3 separate regions of the Homo sapiens genome follow, and regions 1 and 3 are each linked to region 2. A link is a loop called in an ENCODE intact Hi-C map of the cell type or tissue named here. Cell type or tissue: heart left ventricle. All regions are shown on one strand. Links, peaks and the distances in the headings refer to the core of each region. The heading gives the core; the rest is flanking DNA.

Region 1 (9,921 bases), core at 935-8,934, 91 kb after region 2:
CCTTCTCAAAAACAAACATTTAAGGCCAGGCTTGGTGGCTCACGCCTGTAATCCTAGCACTTTGGGAGGCCTAGGCAGGTGGATCATTTGAGCTCAGGAGTTGAAGACTAGCCTGGCCAACATGGTGAAACCCCGTCTCTACTAAAAATACAAAAATAAGCTGGACGTGGTGGAGTACACCTGTAATCCCAGCTGCTCCAGAGGCTGAGGCAGGAGAATTGCTTGAACCCGGGAGGCAGAGGTTGCAGTCAGCCGAGATTGTGCCACTGCATTCCAGCCTGGGTGACAGAGTGAGACTCCATCTCAAAAAAAAAAAAAAAAAAGAAATATTTAAAAATATATAGAGTCAATTATAAAAAGTATAAAAGATGTTCAGTGTTTTCTAACCCAAATTAATTATACTGCAGACCAGTACCTCATCCATATTATCAGGGTGCCCCAGAAGTGAGTGACAAAGCAACATCTCCAAGGAGGAAAGCAGAAAAGGACAGATGAGATGTGATCCAGCCCCATCCTGCCAATCCTTCAGCCAGTGACTGGGAAGCAGGGATCCTGGCTCTGAGCCAGAAGGTGGAGAAACAAGCTGAAATCTAACCCAGGAAAAAATGTGGGTGTAAGAGTTCCATCATAACCAGAGTTCCCGCACCTCATTCCCTGTATGTCACCCCTGCCCCAAGCATAATGCCTGGAGAAGGTGGGGAAAGCGACTTACCGAGCACCAACTCTTTCAAGATATTGTGTTAATTGCTGTGGGGAGATACACATTTATCGGCGAGAAAGACATATGTGGATGGAACATTTCAGAACAACTTGTATTTCCAACTGGCTGATTCAGCCAATTAAAGGACACTTTTAAAAATATAACTTAATAAGTATAAGTGTTGATGACTTTGGCCTTGGTTCTGACAACACCAAATCTGGAAGACACTGGGCCCGATTGGGATGCTTTCTATTTTGATACAAAAAAGTCCTTCCTGAGGTCTAGACACTCTCTGTCTCCATGCTTACCACTCTACCCCCTCCCTGCAGACTTTCCTAACAAGGAGGCCAGGACAGCTTGACCACACACAGCCCATCAGAAGGTGCCTGAGCTTCCCCTATGCCTGCCAACCCAGGCTTCTTTGCTCAGCCCCCTGGCCCCACTCCCTTCGAGGTTTCTTTCCACTGAGAACCCTCTCCACACTCCCCATCTCTGCTGTGCCACTCTTCCAGAGGTCTCAGGTTCTCTTCTTCCCGCCCCCCTCAGGTCTGGGTGCCACCATGAGGCAGATGTCACAGGATCTCCCCGTTACCCTCCCCCAGCGCCCACGTGCACTGTGACCTGGGTTCAGCCTCACCCACAGCACAAGTACTAGAGAGCTGGTGGAGGAGGCACTCAAGCATTTCCCTGAAAGAACAGCAGGGCCAACAATGACTCCTCCTGTCCCCTCTTCCCCCACACTATGTTCTGCTCCCCCTGACCCCAGAGCAGGTTCCCCCCAGCAAAGCCACTGGAGCAAACCCTCCTTTCTCTGCTGAGTCACTTGACCTTAATGGTAAGAGACCAGAAGCCCTGGAGAAAATCAGCTCACCCAACTTCCCAGTCGCTCTCCACACTCACATCTGAACACACACAAGAAAAGTGACCCCTGTTACAGGGATAGCAAGGAAGAGCAGAAAGGTGTGGAGAGGAGTACAGAGAAAAGAAGAGAATGAGCGAAGCTCACCCTGCTAGCCACCACCAGATGGTTAAGCTGGCTTTAAGTGGGGACACTTGGTTTCTGGATTCAGAGAAGGCCTGTTCTGCAAAGGGAAGCTATGGCTCCTAGAGGAGCTGCTGCCCCATTGGATAGCCCCCTCCTCAATCACAAGTGGGCAGCAGGGAGCAAGGAAGACTACTGGCACTGGGTGTGGTCTCTGATTCTCCCTCCACCCTAGCTCTGCCTCTAAGCCCTGCCTCAGCTGCTTTGTGACTAGATTTCTGCACTGTCTGACAGCCCCCTCGATTATACCTAGAGCAGCTGACAGGCCCTCTCTGTATGCATGGGAACATGAGAGCAGCAAACACTCTCACTCTCACCCCCCTAGAGGAGGCAGCATCTACCACCTGCCTCTTCCAGAACACGGGTCTGGGCACCTGAGGGTGGCCAGCCGGGCAGCTCTGAGCCACCACAAATGAGCCATGACCACAGGGGAAGCCATGACAAAGTGGAGTCAAATAAATAACCACATCCCCCACACCTCCATTTCTCTTACTGGTTAATACACACCCACACTCACAGTTGGGTCACACGAGGGGCAAGAAGATGGCTCGGCAGGAAACATGGAAACATCCATAAATTCTAATTCTGATTCCTCCCTCACTTCCCAATGTGGCCATGGGTAAGTGACCCATCACCTCAGAAACAGACTCTTTGTATTCTCTTTCCCAGGGATGTTCCTTGCTGAGAAAAAGAATTCAGCGATATTTCTCCCATTTGCTTTTTTTTTTTTTAACACCTATTATGCCATGAATTCATAGGGAATAGGTTCCAGCAGCTCAGGCTCCTTCCCATTGGTTCTCACAAAGTGTGCTTCTCTGGGTGGAGCAGGCTGGCGCTTTAGTTGAATCCAGGTAACTTTCTCTTTGGCTTCTTTCTTTTTCTGATCATTTTCCTTCACACGTTTCAGGAAGCTATCTCGGCTCTTAGAGTGCTTAATGTGCTCAATACGCACATTAATTCTCTTGGCAAGAATCTTGCCTTTAACTTGTTTGTTTACAACAATGCCAACAGCATGCTGGGTAACATTGTAGACTCTTCCAGTTTTGCCGTGGTAACGCGTGTGGGGCATTCCTTTTTGAACAGTACCCATTCCCTTGATGTCTACAATATCACCTTTCTTATAGACTCGCATATACGTGGCCAAAGGAACAACTCCATGTTTTCTAAAAGGCCTAGAGAACATACATCGGGTGCCTCTCCTCTTTCCCTTTGTATTCGTCATTTTGGCGAATTACTGGAAGATGGCAGTTATGGCCGAAAGGCTCCCATTTGCTTTTGAAAGAAGAGAAATATGGCTCTGTTCTGCCTGGCTCACTGGCTGTCAGAGTTTAAGGTGATCTCTCTTGTTCCCTAAACACTGCTGTTATCCTGTTCTTTTTTCAAGGTGCCCAGATTTCATATTGTTTAAACACACATGCTCTACAATTTGTGCAGTTAACGCAATTATCACTGGGTCCTGAGGTGACATACATCCTCCTCGGCTTACGAGATGACAGGATTAAGAGATTAAAGTAAAGACAGGCATAGGAAATCACAAGGGTATTGATTGGGGAAGCGATAAGTGTCCATGAAATCTTCACAATTTATGTTTAGAGATTGCAGTAAAGACAGGCATAAGAAATTATAAAAGTATTAATTTGGGGAACTAATAAATGTCCATGAAATCTTCACAAACCACGTTCTTCTGCCATGGCTTCAGTCGGTCCCTCCGTTTTGGGTCCCTGACTTCCCGCAACAAAAGGTCACCCTGGACAAGCTGGGAGAATAGAGTATATTGAGTGGGTAGATGGCAGAGTATATGGATGCAGAGATTAGGGGTTCCTATAAGAAAGATACTCATCCAATTTCACAGTGTAAATCAGCTCTTCTTGAAGCACTGGGCATGCTCTCCTTGCCAGCTGGTACCATCCTGAAGTACCGATTCTCCTTATCAGAAACCCACCATCTCCCCAGCCTCTACTCACCCAGCTGGAGCTAGAAACGTACATCCAACTTGAATTTCAGCGGAATTCCTAGTCGCACACACCCACCACCCTGGCCTGTAACACCACATGTTACAGAGGCACCAAGAGCCGTAAATAACAAATCAAGAGCCTGGACAAGATACCTTCTGACTGCTCTCATTTTTACAGTTGGAAATGCTGCTTAAAGCAGTGGGTGCTGAGTAAATTAACAAGAAACCTAGAGAGACCAGGACATGGCTAGAGCTGAAGCTTCTTGACCCTCTGCAACCTTCTCCTCAAGCCACGGGCCCTAATTCAGCCATCAGCCACCCTTCAGCCCTCCCTTCAACACAGGGCAGGTTGGGCAGCTTGAAGCTGAAAAGAGAATACGCCCAAACAGCAAGGAAATGTCTCCCAGCCATAAATGCCTTGCCCGTTCTTCTGTTTGCAAAGAGCAAAGTCCATTTGGGAAGGGAAGGAATGGTACCAGCTAGTGAACCCCACACAAACCAACCCGGTCCTGAGAGATGGACACACAGGCTGAATTCACACAGCATGGCTGAAAATGGAACCGAGCAGTGTGGATTCCTTCATTCGCTCCTGCTTCTCATTCCAGGCCTTATCTTTATTTTATCACAATAAATATTTATAGGGTCAGCATTTGGCCTGGGTATTCCACAGCCACTCGCGCCCCTCTTGCTTCAGGCACTCCCAACTCAGCCCCCAGGTGCCAAACCCCCCCCCCGCCATCTCCCCCACCCTGCTGACCTTAGCCTGTGCTCAAGGCCACACTTGGCAGACATCCTGCTGACTGTCATCTCCATTGTCAGATGGGAGATAGACAATGAGAAACGGGCTTCTCTGGGGACTGGTTTAAGGCTTTCCTGTCAAAAAACCTCCCAGAAGCCTGAGGCCTCTAGGCATGGCCTGGGCCCCTGACACCAAGTCTGCCCTCACAGTGAGGTCCAGTTGCTTGGCAACCAGAACAGCTTGTCGGGAGGGGTTAGCTTCAGCCCACGCAGCTAGCCCCACCCATCCTTCCCGGCTGACTCCCCTCAGACACGGAGGGAACACCCAGACTGCTTCAAGCTTGGCCTTCTCTTTTCACAGCTCTCCTCAGTCCCAGCCTCTGCAGTCCCTGAGACAGCAGACAAGAGGAGCCTGAGTTCCGGGCCTGGCTCCAGGCCCTCAATTTTAAGGGGGCCAGGACAGACACCTGGGATCTGTTTGGATCTTGAGATCTCTCTTTCTCTCCCTATAAGAATCCTTGAGTTCTTGGCCGGGTGCGGTGGCTCACGCCTATAATCCCAGCACTTTGGGAGGCCGAGGCGGGCGGATCACTTGAGGTCAGGAGTTCGAGACCAGCCTGGCCAATATGGCGAAACCCCGTCTCTACTAAAAGTACAAAAAATTTAGCTGGGCATGGTGGTGTGTGCCTGTAATCCCAGCTACTTGGGAGGCTGAGGCAGGAGAATCACTTGAACCCAGGAGCCAGAGGTTGCAGTGAGCCAAGATCACGCCACTGCGCTCCAGCCTGGGCAACAGAGCAGGACTCCATCTCAAAAAAAAAAAAAAAAAAAGAATCCTTGAGTTCTCCTCACAGCAGGAATAAAACTGGGCAGCAGATTCAGCAGGCGTTAGGGTGGGCTGTGGACCTGAGCAACAGAGACCCAGCTCGAGCCTTGGCTCCAGGACTTGCTGCTTCTGGCCCTAGGCAAGTCATGAGACTTCTCAGTCTCGTTGACTTCATAGATCAGAGTGGCGAGGATGCCCCAGGTGATGGCACCTGGAAGGTGAGAGCAGTGGGGGAGGGCCTATACATACCTGAAGAGCCTTAGTGCGCATGCTGTCTCAGTGTTTCACTGAAAGAAGTGACTCATCTGTGAGTGCGAAAGCAAGTTGAAGGGTGAAGACTATCTTTAAAAATAAATATGTATAGGCCAGACAAGACTGCAATATGACATGCACCACTTACAGTAAGGGTAACACGCATGTGCTCCTGGAATGTATTTCTACTGGTTGCAGTCAAAAATTTCGATGTCTTCCTTTTAAAACATTCTGGCCAGGCGCAGTGGTTCATGTCTGTAATCCCAGCACTTTGGGAAGCTGAGGCAGATGGCTCACTTGAGCCCAGAAGTTCAAGACCAGCCTGGACAACATGGTGAAACCGTCTCTACCAAAAAATACAAAAATTAGCTGGGCACAGTGGCAAGCACGTGTAGTCCCAGCTCCTTGGGAGGCTGAGGTGGGAGGATGGCTTGAGCCAGGGAGGTCAAGGCTGCAATGAGCTATGATGTCACCAGGACACTCCAGCATGGGTGACAGAGTAAGACCGTGTCTCAAAAACAAAAACAAAAATAAAAAAACCTTTCTTGCTCTTGCAGATGTTCCAACCTGTGTAACTTGTGTTCTGCCCTCAGCAGAGTGAGCTGGTAAACTCCTTGAGGTAAGAGCCATGTCTCTAATTTGTCAAGAATTCCAACCATCCCACCACCATCCCCTCCGCAGGGCTGGGCTCAGAGCAGGGTTGGCCTCTAGTGCAAGCTCTTCACAGGCTGGAAAGCAGCCACCAAATCAAAAATCACTATGGAAGGAGAGGAAGGAACCCACCGCTGACGGTGCCAGGCACTGCTCCCAAACGTGTGCTCTGGAGGTCCAAGTTCTCTCCATTTTACAGATGAAGAAATCAAAGCTCAAAGAGGTAAAATTGTCTGGGAGATGGGGGCGGGGGGAGGACCAGGACTGACGTCTTGGTTTGGATGGCCCCTGGTTTTATCACTGCCAGGGTTAGCTCCTGAGCCGCCCTGTCAAATCCCCTAAACGTCCCATGAAGGCCAAGACGACTCACACTGCAAAACATACACACAAAGGGTCGGAAACAGCACAACATTCTTTCCTACCTGCCTTTTTCTGGCTTTCCCAGTCCCACGAGGGAGAGAGGAGAGGGCTGTGCTGGGGGCATCTGGGATCTGTCTTCCTCCTTGTCCAGCCCTTGTCCTTCTCTGCCTCTTTTGAGGCTGACTTCCCCCAGCTCACCACCCTCCTCTCCGAACGCCAGCTAACCGGTTACCCGGGCAACCCAGCTGGGAGGCCGCCAGTTACCACGGCAACCCAGCATGGCCGCCAGGCTGCCTTGCTTAGGAAGGTCAGGGGACCAGCCGGGCTACCGAGCAGCTGGGATGCTGCTGGCAGGACTGGCCCAGGCAGGGGGAGTGGGGTGTGGCGGGGGGGAGGTGGCCTACGTGCCTGAGATAACTAAGTTCCTGCTGTCAGGGGCCACCTTTCCCTTTGACATGTTTCCCATGAAGCAGGCTCCCCCAACTTGGGCATGAACCACAAGCCGTCCTCCCCAGTTCCATCACCCAAGCCGAACCCGACCCCTCCCACCTTCTCTACAGAGTTCCGGTCGCCTCACCTCCAGGAAGGCTTCTCAGGCTGAGCAGCAGCCAGCTGTCATTCAGCCTAACCCCAGGCCCTCTCACCCTCCGCCCTTCCTGAGCATATCCAGGAGTCCACACATATGCAACATGCGTGTGTCAGCGTGCAGATGTGGTCTCTCTGTGAAATATGGTGGTAAAAATCATAAGGAAGAGCTAATATTTTCTAGTACTTACTATGTGCCTAGCATGTTGTAGGTGACTTGTGTGAAGTTTCTCAATTGAGCCATACAACAATCATATTATCCTCACTTCGCAGATAGAGTGCCTGAGACTTAGAGAAGGTGAGGGACTTACTCAAGGCTGCACAGGTACTAACCAGCAGAGACAGGGTGAGGCTGTGTAGGGACCAGCTTCCTGGAATTCCTTCAGCTCCTGCCCTCCCCAAGCTCCTCCCACCAACCAATCCCAGGCCTGGTTTCAAGGTGACATTTTTAACTTTTATTAAGTTATTAAGTTTCACCATGCCCAACATGGTAAAAACTCATCTCTACTAAAAATACAAAAATTAGCCAGGCGTGGTGGTGCATGTCTGTAATCCCAACTACTCAGGAGGCTGAGGCAAGAGAATCGTTTGAACCTGGCAGGCGGAGGTTGCAGTGAGCCGAGATCTCGCCACTGCACTCCAGCCTGGGTGACAGAGTGAGACTTTGTCTCAAAAAAAAAGATTATTTAGGCCAGGTGTGGTGGCTCACACCTGTAACCCCAGCACTTCCGGAGGCCAAGGCAGACAGATCACTTGAGGCCAGGAATTTGAGACCAGCCTGGCCAACATGGTGAAACCCCATCTCTACTAAAAATACCAAAATTAGCCCGGCATGGTGGCGCATGCCTTGTAATCCCAGCTACTCAGGAGGCTGAGGCAGGAGAATTGCTTGAACCTGGGAGGCAGAGGTTGCAGTGAGCCAAGATCGCACCACTGCACTCCAGCCTGGGCCACAGAGCGAGACTCCGTCTCAAAAAAAAAAAGAAAAGAAAAAAGAAAAAAAGACTATCCAGTGCCACATGTTTTCTTCATATTATTTTATTTCATTTACTCCTTGCCGCTGCGGAGACTTCAGTCTCCTAACAGGATAGCTTAGGAAACAGAGACCCAGAGAGGTTAAGTAATTTTCCCAAGCTGAGACCCGGCTTAAGGTTTCTGCCTTGGGGAACCTCCTAGGAGAGTCTATCCTTTTCTTTTTTGGCCACCAACATATGTAGCATATGTCTGTATCATATACAGCATGGTCGTTTGCTCACTCATCTGCTCCCTTACAAGAGCGTGAGTTTAAAAATTTTTTTTTGACCGGTCACAGTGGCTCACGCCTGTAGTCCCAATACTTTGGGAGGCCGAGGCAGGAGGATCACTTGAGCCCAGGAGTTTAAGACTAGCCTGGGCAACAAAGTGAGACTCTGTCTCTACAAAAAATAAAATAATCAGCCAGGTGTGGTGGTGCATGCCTGTGGTCCCAGCTACTCAGGAGGCTGAGGTGGGAGGACTGCATGAGCCTAGGAGGTGGAGACTACAGTGAGCTATGATCATGCCACTGCATTCCAGCCTGGGGGACAGAGTGAGGCCCCATCTCAAAAATAAATAAATCAAAATAAAAATTCATTTTTGCAACCTAGTACCTGCCTGGTACATAAGGAGCATGCAGTAAGTATGTACCCAAAGCAAATGGTAGGGCCAGGCTCCCAAGTTCTACCCACCACTTAATTCCATGCTGTCTCTACCACATCACCCTGTCTCATTCACTCAGCCAATCAAAAAGCAGTTACCAACCATTTTGTGACTGGCTCTGCGTGAAACATCACAGATACAAATAAGACAAATCAGGCCATCTCTTGCCTTGAAGAAGTACAGTGGAGTGAGAGGCAAGGCTGAGGAGAACAGGGAATAAATTCCCCACCACTGCCCTCACCCAAGGCTTTCTCATGAGTGTTTCTCTGTGCCTGCTCCTTGGGGCCTAACCCTCCCATCCAAAGCTTCATATATCCAACCAACATTTGTTGAGCACCTACTATGTGCTAAGTACTGCCCTGTAATCACTCATAGTTGTGGGGAGAGTTGGCAGGATTAGAAGACAATGGAGTCAGGAATTACTGGACAGCAGAGAAGTGACTGAGAAGGTCAGAGTCCAAGAAGCAGTGGCCAGGGCCACCGGGAGCATATGGAGAACTTTAAAGAGCTTTCACATTTGATGTGATCATGGACTTTCAGGTCGCATTGCTTTATATTCACACCTACTTCCTACACCTAACTCATTTGATCCTTGGTGATAAGGGCAGGGTGGGAACTATTATTCCCATTTTAGAGATGAGGATACTGAGGCTCAGAAGGGGAAAAGCATTGGGTTAGGAGGAGGAAACCTGGGTTCTAGACCTCACTTGTCATTCAAACAGGTCTCAGCACTACGCCTCTATCACCATACTCCCACCCGCACCACCCCACCAAAGCAGGTTTTTCTTCCCTGCTCCGATCCCCTTCAATTCCCCAGTGAGACAGCCCCAGTTTCAAGTGAGGTTAGCAGGATTGCTGGATAGCCTGGATCCAGTCCCTGGATAGCCCACTGCTGCTCATGTGGTCCCAGGAACCAAGCAAAACCAGAACAATGACCGCACCACCTGAGGCTAGGTAGAATTTAAGAGGCTAATTGCAAGAATTTGTCTAATTAAAAGCAAATTGGCACCTGCAATTATAGATGCCTGTTCTTCTCAGATCATGATGAGCCAGACTGGGGGGACACAATGATGTCAGAGCTAAGGAGGGACCTCACCTCCTCCTTAAAGAGGGCCCTAGGCCACCTCACTGCAGAA
Region 2 (9,921 bases), core at 1,372-9,371:
TACAGGGGAAGGCAGCAGAAGACAGAGGGGGTTGTGCAGGGAAAGCTTTCTGGAAGGGAAAGTGAATGAGAAAGGGAGGAAAGAGCCACATTAGGGAAGATTATCTGGGGTTTCTGTTCAGAGGGTCCCCTGTGATTTTTCCGTCATCTCTCCAATCTCAGTTGCACCCACACTGTCCTTTCTTCCTCTTACCCCTTTTAGGCAGCGGCCCACATACAGCCTTGCTTCTACATGTTGTAGGCAGGGCAAGGGCACCCACCATCCCATTTGCAGGGTCTGCAGCATTTCAAAAGGCTTTCCTAGGAACTGATTTTTCTACCTCTTTAGCCCTGTAATGCAAGGGCCTTGAGGGCCAGGAGCCATCCATGCACAGTAACCTGTAGGTATCTCATTCCTTCCCCAACACGCAGATCCAGAGCAGTAGAGGAAGCGAGCAGGAGTGTTCTCATCCTGGCCTGCTCCCGCCTGTGCTGCGGCTTTGGGGATCTTTCAGCACAGGTGGGTCTTACCTCTAGGAGGATTCTTGTGTGCTACCTTCTGTCTCTTCAAAATGTTAGATTTTGTAAGAAACTACCTAACCCAGTGCCTCACACATGGTAAGGAGTGCTCATTGATATTTTTGAGTTTGGGAAAAACAAAATAATAACAGCAGCAAGTGGTGACTGTCACTCCTTGCGATGCCTGACAAAGAGCTCACATATGCACCCCTGCTTGATTCTCCCAATACATCTGTGAGGTTGAAAGGAAAGGGCAGATTCTACAATGCCCATTTTATGATTGAGAAAACAAAGACCCAGAGAAACTAAGTGACATTTCCAAGATTAAAAAAAAAACAAACTTCCTTGTAAATGGCAGAGCTAGAACTAGAGCAGCAGTGTCTGACTATGTCCTGGACTCTTCTCATCATACAAGACTGCCTTTTAAGAGTACTACCTACGTGAACCCTGGGGGCGAAGCCTACAGTGAGCCGAGATCGCGCCACTGCACTCCAGCCTGGGTGAAAGGGCGAGACTCCTTCTCAAAAAAAAGAGTACTACACTTGGCCAGCTACAGTGGCTCATGCCTATAACCCTAGCACTTTGAGAGGCAGAGGTGAGAGGATCACTTGAGGCTGGGAGTTTGAGACCAGCCTGGCCAGTACAGTGGGACACCCATCTCTACAAAAAAAAATTTTTTAATTAGCCAGGTGTGGTGGCTGCACACCTGTCTGTAGTCCTAGCTGCTCAGGAGGCTGAGGTGGGAGGATCACTTCAGCCTGGGAGGTGGAGGTTGCAGTGAGCTAGGTTTGTGCCACTATACTCTAGCCTAGGCAACAGAGTGAGATCTTGTCTCAAAAAAAAAAAAAAAAACAAAAACAAAAACAAACAAACAAACAAAAAGGAATAATACCCTTTATCCATGAGGGAGTCTTCTGGAAGGCTAGTTCTGAAGCCCCTAGCCTAATGGACCAGCCCCTCTGTGAGGGCAAAAGCCCGCAGGAAGGGACCCTGCTGTCTGCACTGAATGCTTGGACAGCTGGGCATTGTGGATGGAGTAGAAAGCCAATCACATGGGTGACAGGGAGGATAGCTTGCTCAGGAATCCGGAGGTGGGTGGGCCATGAGCCCTGCTCCTCACCCCTGCAAGGCACTTTGGATCTTGTTTCCCATCAGCAGGATCCTGGACCTCCCGGCCCTGCTCAGAGTTGGAATCCTGGGATCTGTTCCCACATGGCCCAGAATGCTCATGGTGTGGACACAATGAGCTGCTTCTGGAGCTGGAATGCCACGGCCTCCAGGGCCAGGAGCCATCCCTGTTTATTGAACTGTGGACATTGGTGCTTCCTAGTGCCTGAGGCCTATTACAAAATCGAATTGCGACACCGACATGAAGCCCTGGTGAGATGGGTCACATGGCTTGTGACTAGAAGAACCAACAGTTGCAGCTATAGCATCTCATTTAAAATTTTTTTTTTCTGTAACTTTAAGAGCATGAACTCATCCTAATGAGGTTTGACAGCAGCTTTGTCACACATTAGATGTTTCCTCAGCTGTAAACTGGGTCAGAAGCTTGGAGTCACTGTCCAAGCTCGGCTGTTCACTGGCTGTGTGTTCTTGGCATGTTATTCAACCTCTCTGTGCTTTAGTTTCCTCAGCTGTAAAATGGGGGTAATAATAGCATCCATCTTACAGGGTTATAGTGAAGATTAAATGAGTTAAGATCTGAAAAATGCTTAGAATAGTATGGGGCATGGAGGAGGCATCCAATTATTGTAGCTGTTGTTATTATTATTATTATTTCCACCCCTCCAGGCTGCCTCCACAGGACAGTGTTGTGTACTTCTAGGTCGTGGTTTGTAGCACAGATCTAAACTTAAGAGTATGTGCTTATATAAATACCCAGCATATTGACCCCCAGCCTGTCTAAACTCAGTCTCACAGCTCCCTTAGCTTAAAAGACAAGAAAGGGTTAGAACCCCGGAGCAGAGACCAGGCAGCCACTGCTTGCAGCTCATGGAACATTCACTGCCTCTTCAGCTTGCTCACCTGTAAAACTGGGTTGATAATACTCCCTCTGTTTGCACTGAATTCTCAGGAATGCACGAGCTGTTTATGCAAAAGGGCTTTTGGAGGAACTAATGAATACACTGAGTGAATATTACTTTAAAAATCATCCTAGGGAGGGTCTGCAGGCCTCAGTTTACCAATTATGGAGTTTAACAACAACCTGTAAAATATGATAAGATGATTTCCCAGATTCAGGCTGAACTAAATCCCTAGCATTTTAGGCCCAGCCTAGAGCTCCCTCGACTCTGCGACTCCCTCCTCTCGCCAGAAAAAATGCAAATTCCCACCTGCCCCCTGGGGGCAGTTCCATCTGAGCTGAGCACTGGAGAAATAAGAGGTGGCATTAATTATTCATGTGCCTACTTATTATGCTTCTTTCCCCAGGAAACTCCCAGCTGTCCTAAAGGGCTTTGAAGAGAAGGGGTGTGTAGGCGCAAACCAAAACATAAGCCACTTTGTTGTGTCCTGCTTGCACCAACAAAGGTTGTCAAATGGCTGGAAGATGAGGAGGTGGGGAGGAGTGGAGAGATGCGACAGGAAGGCAGTGGGATGATAAGGGGGGCACCAGCTCTGCCTACCTGCTGATCCAAATACTCTAGGTTTCTTTGCAACTGAAGATCTAAAAGTTCATCCTACCCGGAGCCCGAGGCCCAGAGGCCAAACAGCAACACAAACAAACAGGAACACACAAAAGAAAACAATAAAAAAAGAAGCAAAGCAGTTAAGAGTTAGCGACAAGGACAAGGAGAGGCTTCTCCCTCTGCCCTTGAGGAGTTCTCAGGAAGGGAGGGGTTGAGGATGTGGGCAGGCAAAGTAGTTCTCTACTGGACACTCCAGGAGAGGAGGGGCACACGCAGACCCCAGTGCCATCTCTCCTAGGTCTGCCTAGGCCTCCCTGGGAGAGGTGAGTGTCATCAGAGCAATTTAGGCAGCACTTGTTAGCAGCTGTTTCTGAGTTTTCTGGAAAAATCGGTTGTTTCTGGGTGCGTGTGTTTGCTGTGGGCAAAGCTTATATGCTGTGGACACTGGCAGAGTGAGAATCAGACAGAGAGGGGAAGGAGCAGCCGCCTAGCCTCCAGCCTGCCCAGCCCTCCTCCACTCTGGCCTCCTGGTACTGTTATGGAAATGAGTCAGCAACAGGCTTTCTGGAAAAGGATTCTGCCTGTTGGTCCCAGTGGTCCTCCCCAACCCTCCCAAGTGGAGCATCTTATCTAGGTCTCTAGGTGGTGGCAAAAGTTCTCAGGAGAACAAATTCCAGGGAGAGACACGAGTAGAAAGAGGCAGAGAAAAAGGAGGAGATGCAATTCGGAAAATTTTTTCTTCCTCAATCATATCGCTTGTATCTCTCCCCAAAAGTGGCATTCCAGGCAAAGGACAAACATGAAATAACTATGCTTCAGGGGAAAAAAGTTTAGAAGATCTTGCTTCTTGTTAGGAGCTCTGGCCTGATTTTTCCTGCCTAGGCCCCTTCTCCTGCATGCTGGAGAGGAGAGGGACCAGGATATTACATGCTCCCAGATCTCATCCCTCCTCCACGGGCTGTGTCACAGAGGAGAAGGGGTTATTGGCACCAAACTTGATACTGGGGCTAGAGTCCTGGCTGGGAGGGAGGAGGTATCCAGAGGCTGCTAAAAACCAGCCAGGCCAGGCACTAGGCACAGAGCGTCCCTGGAGTCCGCCCCAGTTTAGCTCCACCCTGAGTGGAGCACGGTGCGGGGAGGCCCTGAGACAGGTGGAGGGGAGAAAGGACGTACCATCTTATCGTGGACCGTGGGGGATGGTGGGTAGTTGTAGGGGAACAGTCCTGCAGGGACTGGCCGCCTGTCTCCCAGGTAATCATACTGGAAGAGAAAGGGATCGCAGAGGTGAGGGGTCTGGCTGGGACACGGAGTTCCCCAACAGCTGAAGCTCAAGGTTAGAGGTATTTGTGTTCAGTTCCCAGAGCAGATCCCAAACTGAAATGGACAGCAGCCCCCCTTGCAATGATCTGTCCAGGTCCTCAAGATTTGAAAAGACAGAACCCTCTCTGCCCTCTTATATGACGGCATGGTATCTGGCACAACTTGGGGGCATGTACAGAAAGCAATGTCCCCACTCAAGAGGCAAAGCCATCCCCAAGACAGCTCTCCTACAGACAGAACCACAGGCCAGGGGCTCCGCTGGGCAGCACTGCTGGTCCTGCAGACAAACGGCCCAGTGGCCCCGTGGCACAGATGCTCCCACATCTCTGCCTTTTCTCAGTAGATGGTCTTAGGCTTCTGGGGACCTCAGGGGATGAGGAAGGAAGGGCAGGCTGGTGGCTCACCTTGGGGGAGCTGATGGATCGCCTCATCACATAGGCAGCAGGGTCAGCATAGATGTCCTCACTGCGAGGTGGCAGCCGCTCAAAACGGGCACTGGGTGAGCGGACAGGGGAGTAAATGCGGGCACGGCTGTAGGAGCCCTGGCTGGGTGAGCGGGGCACAGAGTGGGAGCGGGGCTGCAGGGACAGGCGGCGCAGGGAGCTAGAGGCGGCATCCAGCTCATCATAATAGACTGGCTGCCGGGAGGGGCTTGGGATCCAGACGGTGGCATCCTGCCGCCCGTAGCTGGCGGGCTCCTTCCACTCTCGCAGCTGGTAGGCAGGGCCACCCCCATTGCGGAAGGCATGGCGCTTGTCCTCCAGGGCCCAGGGCGGGCTGATCCGATCATAGGCCGGCATGGAACAGATGCTCTCCGGCCGCACTCCTGGCGGGTAGTACTGATAATCATCGGGGTACTGGGAGGAGTAGGGGCCATAGTACTCAGGGACCCTGCGAGACACAGGATAGAACCTAGAGGGACTGAGAGAGAGGGGACATTGTAATGAAGGCAGACAACACGGGCACCCCTCCACCCACCCCAGCCCCACCTCCAGGTCCCCCAGCCTAGAGCAGGGTGCTTGAATAGGTACACAGGGGCTGAGGTTTATTCCAGAGATGAGGGAAAGACTCCTGTCCTCACAGCCCCCCTCCTCAAACAACTCCCCAAGGCTGGACACTGCACCATTCAGAGCTTCAATCTTTGCCTCTTTAAAATGACATATCCCTAGGAAGAAACGTGAAGCCTTATCAGCCATCTCCATCTCAGCATGAACCAGTTTATCAGATCTTTTCTGAGAGAGGCAAATAGAAGAAAGTCTACCAGGCACCTGAAGGAGGGCAATGTAGGAGGGATGAAAGAAAGGGCGGCTTCCTGATCTATTTTATATTATTTTAGAGATGAGGTCCATTCTGTCACCAGCCTGGAATACAGTGGGGCCATCAAGGCTCACTGCAGCCTTGAACTCCTGGGCTCAAGCAATCCTCCCACATCCACCTGTAGAGTAGTAGCTGGGACCACAGGTGTGAGCCACCATGCCCAGCTTCCTGACTGTATGATCTTGTCAGGGACAGAACCAGTAGATTCTTGGGACTCATCCCAAGTGGTTCTCCCCAGAGCAGGCCTGATGCTCCCAGGCACCAGACCACCAGCAATGCGCAGCCGCTCAGGCCACTAGAGGGCAGGTTCCTCCCGGGCCCCATGGCCTTCCTGAAGCTGTGGCCTGCAGTCCCTGGAGCTGCCCAAATCCCCAGGGAAGGAGCCTGCAGCCCATTTGCCCTGAGGGACACCATTGGGCCCAATAAATGTCCCCAGATATTTCAAAGTCAGTCATTGGATAAAGGCGTAAATGGTCATAGATGGCCATGTTGGGACCAATGAGCTACTTTGTTTTGTTTTTTAACTTCATATAAATCATGGCTTTAAAACAATTAGAGTTGTTCAAAAATGGAATGAGTTGGTCTGGCAGTTAGTGAGTCTCAAGTGGGTGGAGCACTGGGGAGAGGATGTTGTAGGAGGGCCCATAGCTTGGATGGATGTATGACTATAACAACTTCAGGCCCCCTCCCAAAGCCTGCTGTGTTCTGGGCTCCCCAGCACGCCGTGGAGAGGCACTGGGGCACTCTGTCCCTTCTTCTGAAGGAAGCAGACAAAGAAACCAAGAATCAGGGACAGCAGCCAGACTCTAATGGTGGAGCCATGGGGCAGGCAGGATTTGGGCAAGCCAGGAAGCATGGGATTTGCTTGGTTTCCCAACTCAGCCTGCTTCCAGAAGGTTTCCAACAGGGGATGCCTCGTGGGCTATGACCCCACTCGCACGCTCTAGCCATAATACCATATCAGCCCCACCCCAGCCGCCGGCATGCCTCACCTCCGAAGGTCTTCAGGCGGGGGTACCCCCCGGCGCAGATTCACCCACTGCTGAAGCTGGTTCATGGAGCTCTTGCGCTGGGCAATTTTGTCAGGGTTGGTGCGTGGTGGGAAACTCCGCCGGTGTCCCCCAGTCTCTCCATCCTGAGACGGGAAAGCTGTGCTCCCTGGCCGGCTTGGGGAGTGGTACTGCCAGCCATTGGGCTGGGCAGGCTGTTCCCCACCCCCTGGCACTCTTGGGCCCTCGGGGTAAGGGCTGCCCGGCTCTGAGGCTGGCTCCGGTCCAGCTGGGAGGCCATTGGCTTTCACCGGAGGCTCTTTCTTGACTTCTGGCCTCTCAGGCCTTCTCTCTGCCTTCTCACAGCCTCGGCCATCACCCTCCCCTCGAGTCTTGGCCTCTGGCTCAGGCTTAGGGAGGCTGTTGTGGGGTGGCTGCTGGTGGTGCTTGCTGGGTGGGACGTTCTCCGAGTCTGGCTTCTCATGGCTGCAGGATGCCAAGGGAGATGCTGTCAGTGACTCTAGCCCAGCATGGAGTGGGGCAGGGGGTGCCAGACTGGGAAGAAGAGGAGTGGGGAAGGATGGGCAGGGAGGTGGCTGGAACCAGGATTCTATGAACTCCAGTTCTGCTTCCTAAGTCCCACCCCTTCACCTTCTCGCTCCAGCCTGGGAAATTATTATACAACCTAATCCGCCCCTGCCCACACCTGCTGTGTTAACTCTGCCCCCCACGTCTTCTCTGCAGGTCATTCTCCACCCCACTCCCCTCTGTCAGTCTGCTTTGAGCCCAGCCTTCAAGCTATGGCATGACTAACCTCACCTAGTCTTGGTCCTCTCTGCGATCTATCCCTGACCCAGCTCCCCAAACTGGGTTTGCACTCACATCAGTAACTGTCCTTGATACTCCAGTGACAAAGGCTTGTCACGGGGCAGCTGTCTTTCTTATAGAAAGTTATTTAACTGCCAAGAGTCTTGGGCTCCTCATCAGCAGAATGGGCATAATAATAGCTCCCCTCCTAGGACTGCTGTGAGATAAAACATGGCGGGCACCAGGAGCAGAAGTTTCTGCTTTCAAACTCACAAGCACATAAACACGCTAGTTCCCTTCTCCAAAACACATTTCTTCCAGGACTGACTTTCCATGAGAATACAGGCCCCACAAGGGTAGGAACATGGCAGACTTTCTTCCCCTGTGTTCCTAGCACCCACTACAGTGCCTTGCACATTTATATTTACAGTAAGTATTTGTGAAATGAATGAATGAACTCTTGGAATTATGCCCCTTGGTTGAAGCGAAGATGGAAATTTGTGACAATTTTCCCCCTACAGCTTCCCAAACTCCACATATTCAAGTGGGATTGTTGAAACATTGCTTGGTAAACATTTCTAAGATATGTGGACTTGGAGCCTACACTGTGAAACCCCCTTTTCCTGGATCCCCCTTAGCACCTAACTCAAGACTCCACATCCAGTTAAGGGAGAGACAGACGCTGAGACCGTGGGTGACGGCGGGCGATGGGAGCGGCCATATGTTAAGAGTTTACTGCATGTTGAGTGTTTTACACGCACTCTGTGTAGGCCTCACAACAACCCTATGAGGTAGAGTTGTATTTGCTGGTTTTTGAGCAGAGGAACCTCGGGTTCAGAGAGGGTGAGTCCCTTGCACTGAGATCACGCTACAGCCAAGTGGACAAGGTGTGATTCAAACCTGAGTTTATTTTCCTCCAAAGGCGGTGTGCTTAACACACACAGCCGAGAAAAACCAGCAAATGACCCTGACCTCTGGCTCCTGGCCAGACCCCAATGGAACCTGGCTTTTCTCTTGGCCTTCCCGAGCTCAGAGAGAAGAGGAGGAGCTGGCTAGGGGAAGAGAGACTTCAGGCTCTGAAATCACTCAGCCAGGCCTCCCGCCTGGATGCAAGGAGACGGCTCACACATTCTCCAGGGCTTCAAGTAGGCACACTGGGATTAGCAATGGCCCAGAGCTGGGTGTGTCTTCCATTCCCCTCTTTATTCTTCCTGCACCCCCACACTCAATTCCCTGGCACTCACCTGTGCCGCACAGCTTGGGGCACTGACTTCTGGGCTGGAGGGATCTGTACTCGAGCAGCCTCCCCCATGGCCTGGATCCAGGCCTCTTGCTCCTCGGGGCTCTCGGCACTGAAGAAGTAGGTGCGGACCCCGGCATGCTCAGCCTGTGGGGAGAGGCAGCGTGTGGAGCTGGCCTCGGCCTCATCCACCCAGCACACAGTCACCTGTTGGGAGAAGACACCAACGCCCACAGAATGGGCAGTCAGTTGGGCCATTCCCTGCACCTGGGGCTCTTCCCCATGCGGAGCTCAGGAGCAAGGTGAAGAGGGCAGCTTGCAGCTACCCCGAGGGTTCCAGCTGGTACCCACGTATCCACCTTGGCTGGCTCTCTGGGCACCATTAGGCAGCCCAATAACCAGGTCAGCCTACTTGCCCCACCTGGGGTAATTAAAGCAGGAGGGACAATGATCACACCCATTCTCCCGGCAAATTCCATGTTTGATTTCAAAGGCAATGACCCCATGTCTGGGAGAGAGGACCCCCTGAGCACATGCCAATCTTAGCCCCAGCTTCACTGCTGAGAAGCTAGCACTGTCTCTTCCACGTGGAGAGACAGCCAAGCCCCTCTCTGCAGGCATGCAAAGCAGGCACTGGCATACAGATGGGGCACACTACCTAGTTGGTGGCTGCGAGCAGGTACTGCGGGCGGGAACCCAGAAGAGAGCTCCTGTCCAGAGGAGGGGTCCTCACGCGGTCAGAAGGAGGAGAAGCAGAGAACAGGTCAACCAAACACCAAAGGGAGAGACAGAAGACGACGTGGCAGGAAACGGTGAGGAGCACAGGGAAGGGGGAATATTCAGATTGTCCTCTTCTACTCAGCATTCCCCCGGGAATGGCAGCACCCAACAATGCCCAGTTCTGCCTACCAAGGGGTGGGGAGTGGAGAGCTTGCACCAGGGAAATTCAGGCTGGTGGTGGAGAGTGAGTCAGGGAATCGCAGTGCTAAGCCTGGCTCTGCTCCTGACCAGCTCTGCAACTGCAGACAAGTTGTGGTTTTGCTCTGGTCTTCACTGATGCATCTATTTCACGGGAAAAGAGTCTGCCTGGTGAAATTCAAAGTTCTTAGGCCACAAGGAAA
Region 3 (9,921 bases), core at 1,067-9,066, 49 kb after region 2:
CCATCCTGCCACCTTCAGCCACTTTTCCAACAGGCATACGACTGTTGGGCAGTAGACCTGCAGTTCAGAAAGAGGTTGTGGATGCTTCTTTTCTTGGAGTGATAACATCTACATGAAATTCTTAGAAACGCCCTACTGTGTATCACATGGAGACCTGAGGCATGCAGAATTAAACAAAGAGGATGGTGGCAATCAAATTCAATTCCCTCATGTTACAAATGAAGAATCTGAGGCCCAGAGAGAAGGATTGAGTTTTCCAAGACCATGAAGCAAGTTAGAGACAAAGCTGGCCCTGGAGTCCAGGTATTGCTTTCCATAATCTCACCATGATAAGGAGGGGGACATCTTCAAAAGTCCAGGAATATCCTTGTTGACCTTGCATGTGTCATGTTGCCCAGGCTGGTCTTTGCATTCAGGAAAAGCCATGCTGCATGATTAACGCCTTCTTCCTTCTGGCTTGAACATCTCAGAAGAGATTCTAATCTCTAAGAATTTAGCTGTACTCCCTAATGCTGTGTCCCAAACTTATGCAAAGTTAAGAAAAGATCCTCCTTGGGGAAAGCCTCCTTGGGGAAAGCCACCACTGGAGGGGACCAGAGGTGGGCTAAGAAAACCACTGCCAGCCGGGTACAGTGGCTCACGCCTATAATACCAGCACTTTGGGAGGCCGAGGCGGGCAGATTACCTGAGGTCAGGAATTTGAGACCAGCCTGACCAACATGGAGAAACCCCATCTCTACTAAAAATACAAAATTATCTGAGCGTGGTGGCGCATGCCTGTAATCCCAGCTGCTTGGGAGGCTGAGGCAGGAGAATTGCTTGAACCCAGGAGGTGGAGGTTGTGGTGAGCCGATATCAAGCCATTGCACTCCAGCCTGGGGGACAAGAGCAAAACTCCATCTCAAAGAAAAAGAAAAAGAAAAAGAAAAAGAAAACCACTGCCTGTCACCATCATTCATCTGCCCAACCCTAGGTGGAGCCATCAGATGAAGCACGGAGGGGTCTAACCTGAAGAAGCTCCTCAAGTGGCAGCTATCTTTAATTTACACTTCTTGGATCCTTTTCTTTCTTTCCCCCCTCTGCTAGTTTGAACAGCCCCATGGTATCCATCATCAGTCACAGGTTCAGGCTTTCCTGCATCACCGTTCTTAAGGGCTATGCTGCTGGACTGACCCATCACTATCTAGAAACTGTCTGGAAAAGAAAATCTCACACACCTTGGCCTGGTCTTCCAGATCGGAGCCAATCTTCCCTTTAGTCATTTTCCCTATGCCTCTTTGCCCTGAGAAAGCTCGAGAATCTGCCACCCTCTCACCCTCTCCCCACAGTTGAACAACCTTCCTAATTTAGGAATCTTAACCACTTTCCTAGGCTAGGAGGGCTCTTATTTCAGGACATGAAAATGGGATGAAAAAATCAGAAAGTTTTCTTATATAAAGAAGTCCTGGGTATCTGCTTTTAGGAAAAGTGTCCTAGAATGAACCTCAAAAAAGAGCATCTAGTTCAAGTCCTAGGGTGGTTTCAAACTGAGTTTTTCCTAAAAGCTTTTGCTCATACAAGTCTGCATATATGTGCACACCAACCATGTGTCTCAGATTCTGGCAGCTGGGCACCTGTCTGGGGTTTCCCACATATTTGTTGTAATTCCAGGTCTGAATCCTCAAAAGGTAGAAGACTCAGACACTCTAATACCCCCAGGAGCCTCCAAATTTACAAAAGCTCCAATCTATATTATTTTGGGGTACGGGGGTGGTGGTGAGACAAGAGTCTCACTCTATTGCCCAGGCTGGAGTACAGAGGCGCAATCACGGCTAACTGCAACCTCTGCCTCCTTGGCTCAAGCGATCCTCCTGCCTTAGCCTCCTGAGTAGCTGGGACTGTAGGCGTGTGTCACCATGTCTGGTTAATTTTTGTATTTTTTTGTAGAGACGGGATTTCACCGTGTTGCCCAGGCTTGTCTTGAACTCCTGAGCTCAAGCGATCTGCCCGCCTCAGCCTCCCAAAGTGCCAGGATTACAGGTGTGAGCCACTGTGCCAGGCTTAGCCTATATTCTTGAGAGTTCAAGAAGACCCACCATTTCAAAAATTGATATCAAGATTTTTAAATGTTCTTGACTTCAACCACCCAGTTAACAACATGTTTCTCACACTATTCCCAAAATCCAATCCACAGATCTCCTTGCTCTTTTCCAAAGATAGAAGACGACCTCCCTCATTTCCAAAAGGTGACTGTAGGAATAAGAATGCGCAAGTCCTAATCCCAAAGCCCTGCTATCCCTGCTATTCAGGACAAAGGGGAAGAGGAAGTGAGAGTACATTCCTTCACCGGGGGCCTGACCCTGGAGGTAGAAACCTCTCACAAAGTAAGAATGGAGAAAGACTCAATATGTTTATCAGTTTATCACATTCTAAAGACCCGCAGGGAAAGATGGTAGTGACAAGATCAGAATTCAAGTTTTCAGAAATCTGCCCCAAAAGTGGCCTTATCAGGGACAACCAATATAAGATTGTCAACTTTTAATTTTGCTAAATAAGGATATTTTAAAAGCCTGATTACCATCTACTCTCACCATCAGCTCTGAAAAAGGATAAGCTAGTAAATATTTCAGCACATCTCCTGCCCCTAAAAGATGTCTTCTAATACATTTTGCTTTCTGAAAAAAATTGGTAAATTTTCCCTATTTTTCTTATTTTACCTCAGACTGGTGAAAACTCTGTCACAGACCAAAACTTGGGAATCACTGGGCCAGAAGACAGCTCCATGTCCCTTTTAGCTTGAGCCTAAAAATTAAGAGAAAGATCCTACGCTTTTGGGATTCAGACCTTCTAGAAAACCTGAGTAGGGCAGGTATGGAAGGGAGGGGGAAATTAATACACATACTATTCTTTACTTATATTAAAGGCACTCTGTCAATTACAAGGCACTGAACAAACATTGGTTGTTATTTTATAAAGCAGGTGTCCAGTGAGCATCTACCACCCTACTGAAACCTCTTAAATTTCTGTGAGCCCCTGAATTTTACCATATCCTCGCCTGTTCAAATAATTCAGGGACAATAGAGAAGAAGGCAATCTACTCCAAGTCAAGAATTACCTGAGGAAAAAAAGTATGCCTCTGGTGCGTGGTAGAGAGCATCAAATTGGCAACGTAACAGAGACATAGACCCAGTGATGCCATTTCAATTGCACGATGAGGGGGCCCAGAGAGGACTGGTTCCATACCAGGGAGCAGTTTTCCACTCTGCCTTCCCTATCACTGCTTCTTTCTCATTACTCTGATGCAGAAAGTATGGGGGATGAACAGGTAAAGGAAAGTGCGTGCATTGCTGGGCAGTGGGGTAGAGGGAGGTGCATGCAGTACTGCGGCACGCTGGATTAGGAGTTGGATTCTAATCCATCCCTCCTGCTGACTAACCATAGCAGCATCTTTTGGCTCCAGTTTCCTCATCTATATTGTAGGAATATTTTTCCCATCTTCCCTACAGGATTGCAGGTAAACTGAGAGACCCTTGAAGGCAGATCCAGTTCTTTTCCATCTCTCTATACTCAAAATCTAGCACACTGCTTAGGGAAGAAGAGGGATCAGTAAACACCTGCTAAATTGAGCTAGAATGGGAGTGTGGGTATGAAAGCACACTTGGTCTGAGCTGCAAAGCACTGTACAATTGAACAAAAGGAAGAAATTATGACACTCTTTTGGCCAAAATTATGCACAGCAGCATCTACCAACTACATAAAGATGCTATGAATTCTATTTGGAAGTAGGTGGTGACATAAATAAAAAAATGTTTAATGCCCATAGTTTCAAAAATAACCAGACTGTACAACCTATTAATTGTATTGCCTAATAAATGGCTGTGTGATTGCCTTCTAAATTCCATTGTACTATATGATTTCTTAGGCTTAAAATGTATTTTTGTTGCACTTTGCCCATCCCGCATCACCTCTCATACATTTCTCCCACTATATTCAGAAGTCAGTAGGCAAACGGTGGTTTTCTCACCTATTCTGGATTATATCGACATTGAGAGTTGAGATCACTTGCCTGGCTGCAGCTTTGGAATGTGTCAGAGTTTAGGACTCCCCAATCCCTCTTTTTGTTCCTTTCCATCCACCCCATATTCTTTCTCTAGCTTTCTCCACCACATTCCTCCTCCAATGTATATCTCACCACCCCAAATCTGCTTTTCAAAAACCACCTCCAGCCTCTGGCTCTGTCCCATTGAGTCTGGGCCACCCACCATTCCTGCGAGATCCTGCCTCACAGCATGTGCTGCCCACAGGACCAGTGACTGCTCAGATGGCAGCCAGGCCAGGCTGCCCACCCACCAGCCCCTGTACAAGGCAGTTCTCTGATCTCTGCTCCTTGCCACCAAGAAACACCACACAAACCCTAGGAAGACGGGGCCACATTCAGCCAGCCTTACCCACCATCCACCAATCACCTGTCTCGCCCAAATTTCTGCTTTCAGGCAAAATGCCAATTCCTCCTCCCCCTCTTCCAAGGCTTTGGCCTCCATCCTGCCCAATTCTGAGGCACTGAGAAGAAAGTGCTCCTGCCACTTGCCCCTCATAGCTTTGATCCCTTGGGTTGGTTCAAGCTAATTTCACATGGAGACCATGCTGGAATGCATAAGGATCTCACCTTCCCAACAGACAGCTTTACAGGTAGATTTATAAGAAATGTTCCAGGACATAAAGATAACAACAGTAGATAGATACCGGGGACTCCAAAATGGGGGATAAACCTATTGGGTACTATATTCACTATTTGGGTGACTGGTTCAACAGAAGCCCAAACCTCAGCATTATGCAATATATCCACGTAATGAACCTGTACATGTACACCATCCCCCACCATCTAAAATTAAAAAAACAAGTGTTCTAAGCACCTACAAAATCCAGGGCTTACCCTAGGGGCATCAGTCCTCTGGATACACATGGGTTGTACTTATGTCTCTAAATTCCCTCTGCAGCCCCCTACCCCCAAGGGAGAAAATAGTCACCTTCTAGAAATTAGATATTTTCTTTAACTTTTTAATGAGAGACCCCGAGGAAGATGAACATTTATGCAATATTCTTATTTGCTAGAAGAGAAAGAAGGGATAAATGAAAAGAAGAAGAGGTAAAAGAAAGAGGAAGAACAGGTAAAAGATTTGCTTCCCAACTATTAACAGAAGTACCTGCACCACACACACACTCACACACATTCACTCTCACACACTCACACTCATTCATATCTGCCTTACTGTGAAATACTGCTCTTTGCCCAACATGTGAGTTTTTCTCCCGGGTCCTCTCCACTGAAAGTTTGGCTGGCCCCAGATCTTCCTAGCGGAGATCCCCAGGACCCTAGATTTTACCTTCCATGCCAGATGTCAGGACCCAGCTGGGAGACGCAGACTGCCGACTGAGAAGGAGTGAAGCAATACTTCTGATCGGAGAAAGCTGCCGAGGGTGGCGGATGCACTGCCCATGAGAAGGAAGGAGACAGGGAGAGAGCCTGGGATTCCAGAATTCCCCCAGCCTTCCAGGAAGACTCTGGTGTCAGCTCTCTCCTTGCTCCAGCGCTAACTGAAAACCTAAGGAACATCTCCCAATAAAGCTGGCTCTGAAATCTGAAACTGCAGGTTGGCCAAGTCCTATATAAACACACTCACACCCCCAGTTCCTCGGGTCTGATGGCTTACCCGCCCTCGCGTTCCCCTCACTCCCTACCCCGCCTGCTCATTGGAAACATCAGACAGCCCTCTAGCTGCAGCAACTCCTGAAACCCTAAGCTGAGCTAGCCCAGCGGAGCTGAGCCCAGAGGTGCAGGCACTGGGAGAGAGCCCTGCCAGGTGCTCTCCACTGTCTCTCCCAGCCCCAACCCCTCCAGCAGTTCAAGTCCAGGTGCTTAAGTGGCACTCAGGATCGAGGCAATAAGGGCAACAGGCAAGTCTGCAGCTTAAGAGCAGAGATTTTGAGACTATTCCTCCATATTAGGGAATATTCTCCTAAGGATCCGATTCTAGATAACTGGGTCTGACATATATAAATGGCTAAATTTGTCTTCCTCACCTCTCCCAATTTTCTGCATATCCTTCTTATGGAGCTCCCCTTTCTTTTGTGCTTCCACCCATAATAGAATTAGGCCAGGTGAGACTAGGAAGGGACTGTAGCAATTGTAACAAATGCCTCATTTTGCAGATAAGAGAGCTGAGGCCAGGATGATGACATGGCTTGGCAAAGCCAGGGAGTGACTCCCAGCCCGATTCGGCATCTTGGATGGTAGAAGGAAAATAAGAGGCTTACAAGTCAGATGGGCTGGGCAGTGGCTCATGCCTATAATCTCAACACTTTAGGAGGATTGCTTGAGGCCAGGGGTTCGAGGCTGCAGTGAGCTATGATCCTATGATCATGCCATTGCACTCCCACCTGGGTGACAGAGCGAGACCCTGTCAATCAATCAATCAATCAATGTCAGTTGGAACCATGCTTTAATACAACTAGATACTCACTTGGACCACTGATTGCAAGAAAAAAAAAATCACTTAACCTCTCTGAGCTTCAGTTTCCTTATCTGTAAAATGAGGCTAAGGATCCCATCTGAGTCACAGTAAATAAGGTAACATGTATACAGGGGCACATGGTAGGCACTCAGTAAATGCCCATTGCTCTTCCCACTACCTCCAGTCGCCAGCTGACTCAAGAAGGTAATTCTTTTTCTTTTTCTTTTTTTTTTTTTTTTTTTTTGAGACAGAGTCTGGCTGTCGCCCAGGCTGGAGTGCAGTGGCACAATCTTGGCTCACTGCAAGCTCCGCCTCCCGGGTTCACGCCATTCTCCTCCCTCAGCCTCCCGAGTAGCTGGGACTACAGGCACCCACCATCACGCCCGGCTAATTTTTTTGTATTTTTAGTAGAGACGGGGTTTCACTGTGTTAGCCAGGATGGTCTCGATCTCCTGACCTCATGATCCGCCCACCTTGGCCTCCCAAAGTGCTGGGATTACAGGCGTGAGCCACCACGCCCGGCCTCAAGAAGGTAATTCTAAATTGCCTGTAGTATTTACTGTTCCTCCAGTGGCTGGTTTCATGTTTCTCATTCATTGTCTTTCTGTCACTCTATTAACATCCATAGTTTACTTTGTACAGTGCTCAGCATGTAGTGCTTCATTTCTGTTAAGGGAAATATTTGACGTGCAGGCTGAGGTCATAGACAGATTCACACTGAAGACTCCCTGCAGGTCTCCCCCGCATCTCAACCTCCAGGCTCCAAGCTTCAGTCCCATGAGCCCAACCACCTACTGAGCATTTTCCTGAGGGTAACCAGACTGAACCTTAAACTCAGCATGCTACAATCAAATTAAGATTGACCACCCACTGACTAATATATCATTGTACAATCACACGCCGCATAAGGTCGTTCTGGTCAACGATGGACCACATATACAAAAGTGTTCCCATAGGATTATAACACTGCATTTTTCCTGTACTTTTTCTATATTTAGGTACACACATACCACTGTGTTATAGCTGCCTACAGTATTCGGTACAGTAGCATGCGGTACAGGTTTAAGCAATAGGCTACACCATAAAGCCTACGTGTGTAGTAGGCTATACCACCTGGGCTTGTGTACGTACACTGTCATGTTCGCATGACAACAAACTTGCCTAAAAATGCACTTCTCAGAATGTAGCCCCAAAATTAAGTAATGCATGACCATATTGAGAAGGAACTGTACAAGATATGGTAAATGAAGATAGTATCAATTTAGTATGATGCTTCTTGGACTAAGAAATAATTTATGTTAACTACCAATATTATATTTGCCTAGAGCAGGAGTCAGCAAACTTTTTATGTAAAGGGTTAGATATATATTTTTAGCTTTGTAGGCCATACAGTCCCTGTTACACTCAATGCTACCATCATAGTGCAAAAGCAGCCACTCATAAGTAAACAAATGAGCAGAAACAAAAAAGCATAGATGAATGAGTGTGGCTATGTTTCAATAAAACTCTACTTGTGGACACTAAAATTTGAATTTCATGTGTCACAAAACATCATTCTCCTTTTGATTTTTTTTTCAGCACCAAATATAAACCCCATTCTTAGCTTAAGGGTCACGCAAAATTAGGTAGTGGGCTGGATGTGGCCCATGGGTCACAGTTGGCCGACCCCTAGCTTACAGCCTCTCAGGAAGGATGTAGCAGACACTGGTAACAGTGATCCTCTCCAAGGAGGGGACTGGGCATAGATGAGAGATAGATCGAGAGAGAGACTTTCACTGAATACTTTTCTATATTGTTTGACTACTATGCATGCAAGTGAAAAAACAAAAATCAATTATGAATGGGCTCCCCATCTAAGTTCACCCTTACTTCTATCAATGTCAATGTTAACTCTCCTGGTTAAACAGGGTTATAACTTCCAGGTCAACTTTGACTCTTCTATTTCAGTCTCTCATCCCAACAGCAGTCAGATCTGAAATCCACTGGCCCAGTTCACCAAAGTACCTCAGCCTACTACTGGCCATCTCTTACTCCCTCCCCTTCCCGCATTCCTACTACTGTCTTTACCACTCAACTGTCATTTACATACAACCTTGACCCTCAACTGACTTTTTACGCCAAAAACGTTTTTCCAAAAGAGAGACTGAAGATTTTTAAGGATTGGACTATTTATTGCAATTCCTTGCCTTCCCTCTCAGCTCCTATACAAATGCCTTATACGTAGTAGAGATGCAATAAATAGTTGCTTGATTGCCAATCTCTCATCCTGCTAGAAATGATTAGGAACAGAGGGCAAAGACTCATCTACAATAAAAGCTAGTTCTGAGACATGCAGCAGGGAGAGTACACAAAAGCTCAAAGACTTTGGGAGAAAAAATCATAGTAAAGGACATTTAGGGAGAGAAAAGAGGCTCTGCTTTGGAGAAGGAAGTCAGGAAGAATGCCTCCGGTGATGATGCGGGTGTGGGGAGGAACTTGCCCTAATTCCAATCTCTAGTGCATTAGCCTAGAGTTAGGGAAACCCCTTATCCTGAGCTGGGAGATTTGGTGATCCCAGAATGAGAGCCTCCCACATTTTGGAGGGATCTCAGCATTAAGCAGTCTGCCCTCCCAGCCGGTGCAGGAAAAGGCCTCAGCAACCACTATGAAAGATGGTTATCCACAGGCCGCTTGAACTCCTGCAGAGACAGCACACTCACTACTTTGGAAGGTAGCCTGCTCCATTGTTGAAGAGTGCTGTTAGAAAGTTCTGCGAGGTGGCTCATGCCTGTAATACCAGCACTTTGGGAGGCTGAGGCAGGCAGATCACCTGAGGTCGGGAGTTTGAAACCAGCCTGACCAACATGGAGAAACCTCATCTCTCCTAAAAATACAAAATTAGCCAGGTGTGGTGGCACATGCCTGTAATCCCAGCTACTCGGGAGGCTGAGGCAGGAGAATCACTTGAACCTGGGAGGCAGAGGTTGTGGGGAGCCGAGATCATGCCATTGTACTCCAACCTGGGCAACAAGAGCGAAACTCTGTGTCAAAAAAAAAAAAAGTTATTCTGCTTCTACTCATTGTTTCTAGTTCCAGAACTAAGCAGATTAAGGCTTCTTGAGTGTAACAAAAAAAAACTAATGATAACTGCCAAATACAATACAGTTTTCAAATATTTCTTCCTTCCAAGATGTTCAAAGGGTTTTTAAACACAAAATCATCAACTCTTTGGAACTGAAAGTACCTTTGCTCAAAAATATTTATTGAATGAAATTGAATATAATTCCTTTTCCTACTTCCCAACATGAAAGCCCTAAGATTACACTCTAAAGGGAATCATTTTATTTCTTTAGAGGAGGAAACTTCACAATCACCCATGGCCATGCGGGCCCTAAAATCCTTAAACTCAGAAAATGCATCCTAAGATCTAAACTGAATCCCTCGTGCAATA

The links. Hi-C counts contacts between places; a loop is a spot of excess contacts. Peaks named below come from ENCODE experiments on the same cell type or tissue, not always from the same donor. Only the 100,000 strongest peaks of a DNase experiment are listed, where the experiment ranks them.
Region 1: a loop joins it to region 2, with 3 times the contacts of the local background. A loop is called at or near these places in 6 of 110 quality-filtered maps.
Region 3: it touches region 2 in a loop (2.3-fold over the local background); 11 of 110 quality-filtered maps call a loop at or near these places.

Annotation. Positions count from the first base shown.
Region 1 is chr1:204,344,295-204,354,215 of GRCh38, forward strand. All of the region lies in intron 1 of PLEKHA6 (pleckstrin homology domain containing A6), which reads right to left. It also overlaps the pseudogene RPL21P19. Among named protein-coding and RNA genes, the nearest start is that of PLEKHA6, 11 kb to the right of the region's middle. RefSeq lists an enhancer at 4,300-5,038. In heart left ventricle, for the core only: no CTCF peak of the experiment used is centred there; DNase peaks (open chromatin) are centred at 4,717 and 6,787; H3K4me3 peaks cover 723 bases; H3K27ac peaks cover 1,979 bases.
Region 2 is chr1:204,252,502-204,262,422 of GRCh38, forward strand. It overlaps PLEKHA6 (pleckstrin homology domain containing A6), which reads right to left. Exons shown (of 23, transcript NM_014935.5): 7 at 8,805-8,947; 8 at 6,757-7,239; 9 at 4,852-5,368. Among named protein-coding and RNA genes, the nearest start is that of GOLT1A, 43 kb to the left of the region's middle. RefSeq lists enhancers at 1,146-1,647, 1,648-2,147. In heart left ventricle, for the core only: a CTCF peak has its summit at 6,054 (motif pointing right); DNase peaks (open chromatin) are centred at 1,766 and 6,070.
Region 3 is chr1:204,301,974-204,311,894 of GRCh38, forward strand. The region is part of intron 1 of PLEKHA6 (pleckstrin homology domain containing A6); the gene reads right to left. Among named protein-coding and RNA genes, the nearest start is that of PLEKHA6, 53 kb to the right of the region's middle. RefSeq lists an enhancer at 1,954-2,574. In heart left ventricle, for the core only: a CTCF peak has its summit at 5,764; DNase peaks (open chromatin) are centred at 5,444 and 5,753; H3K4me3 peaks cover 1,886 bases; H3K27ac peaks cover 483 bases.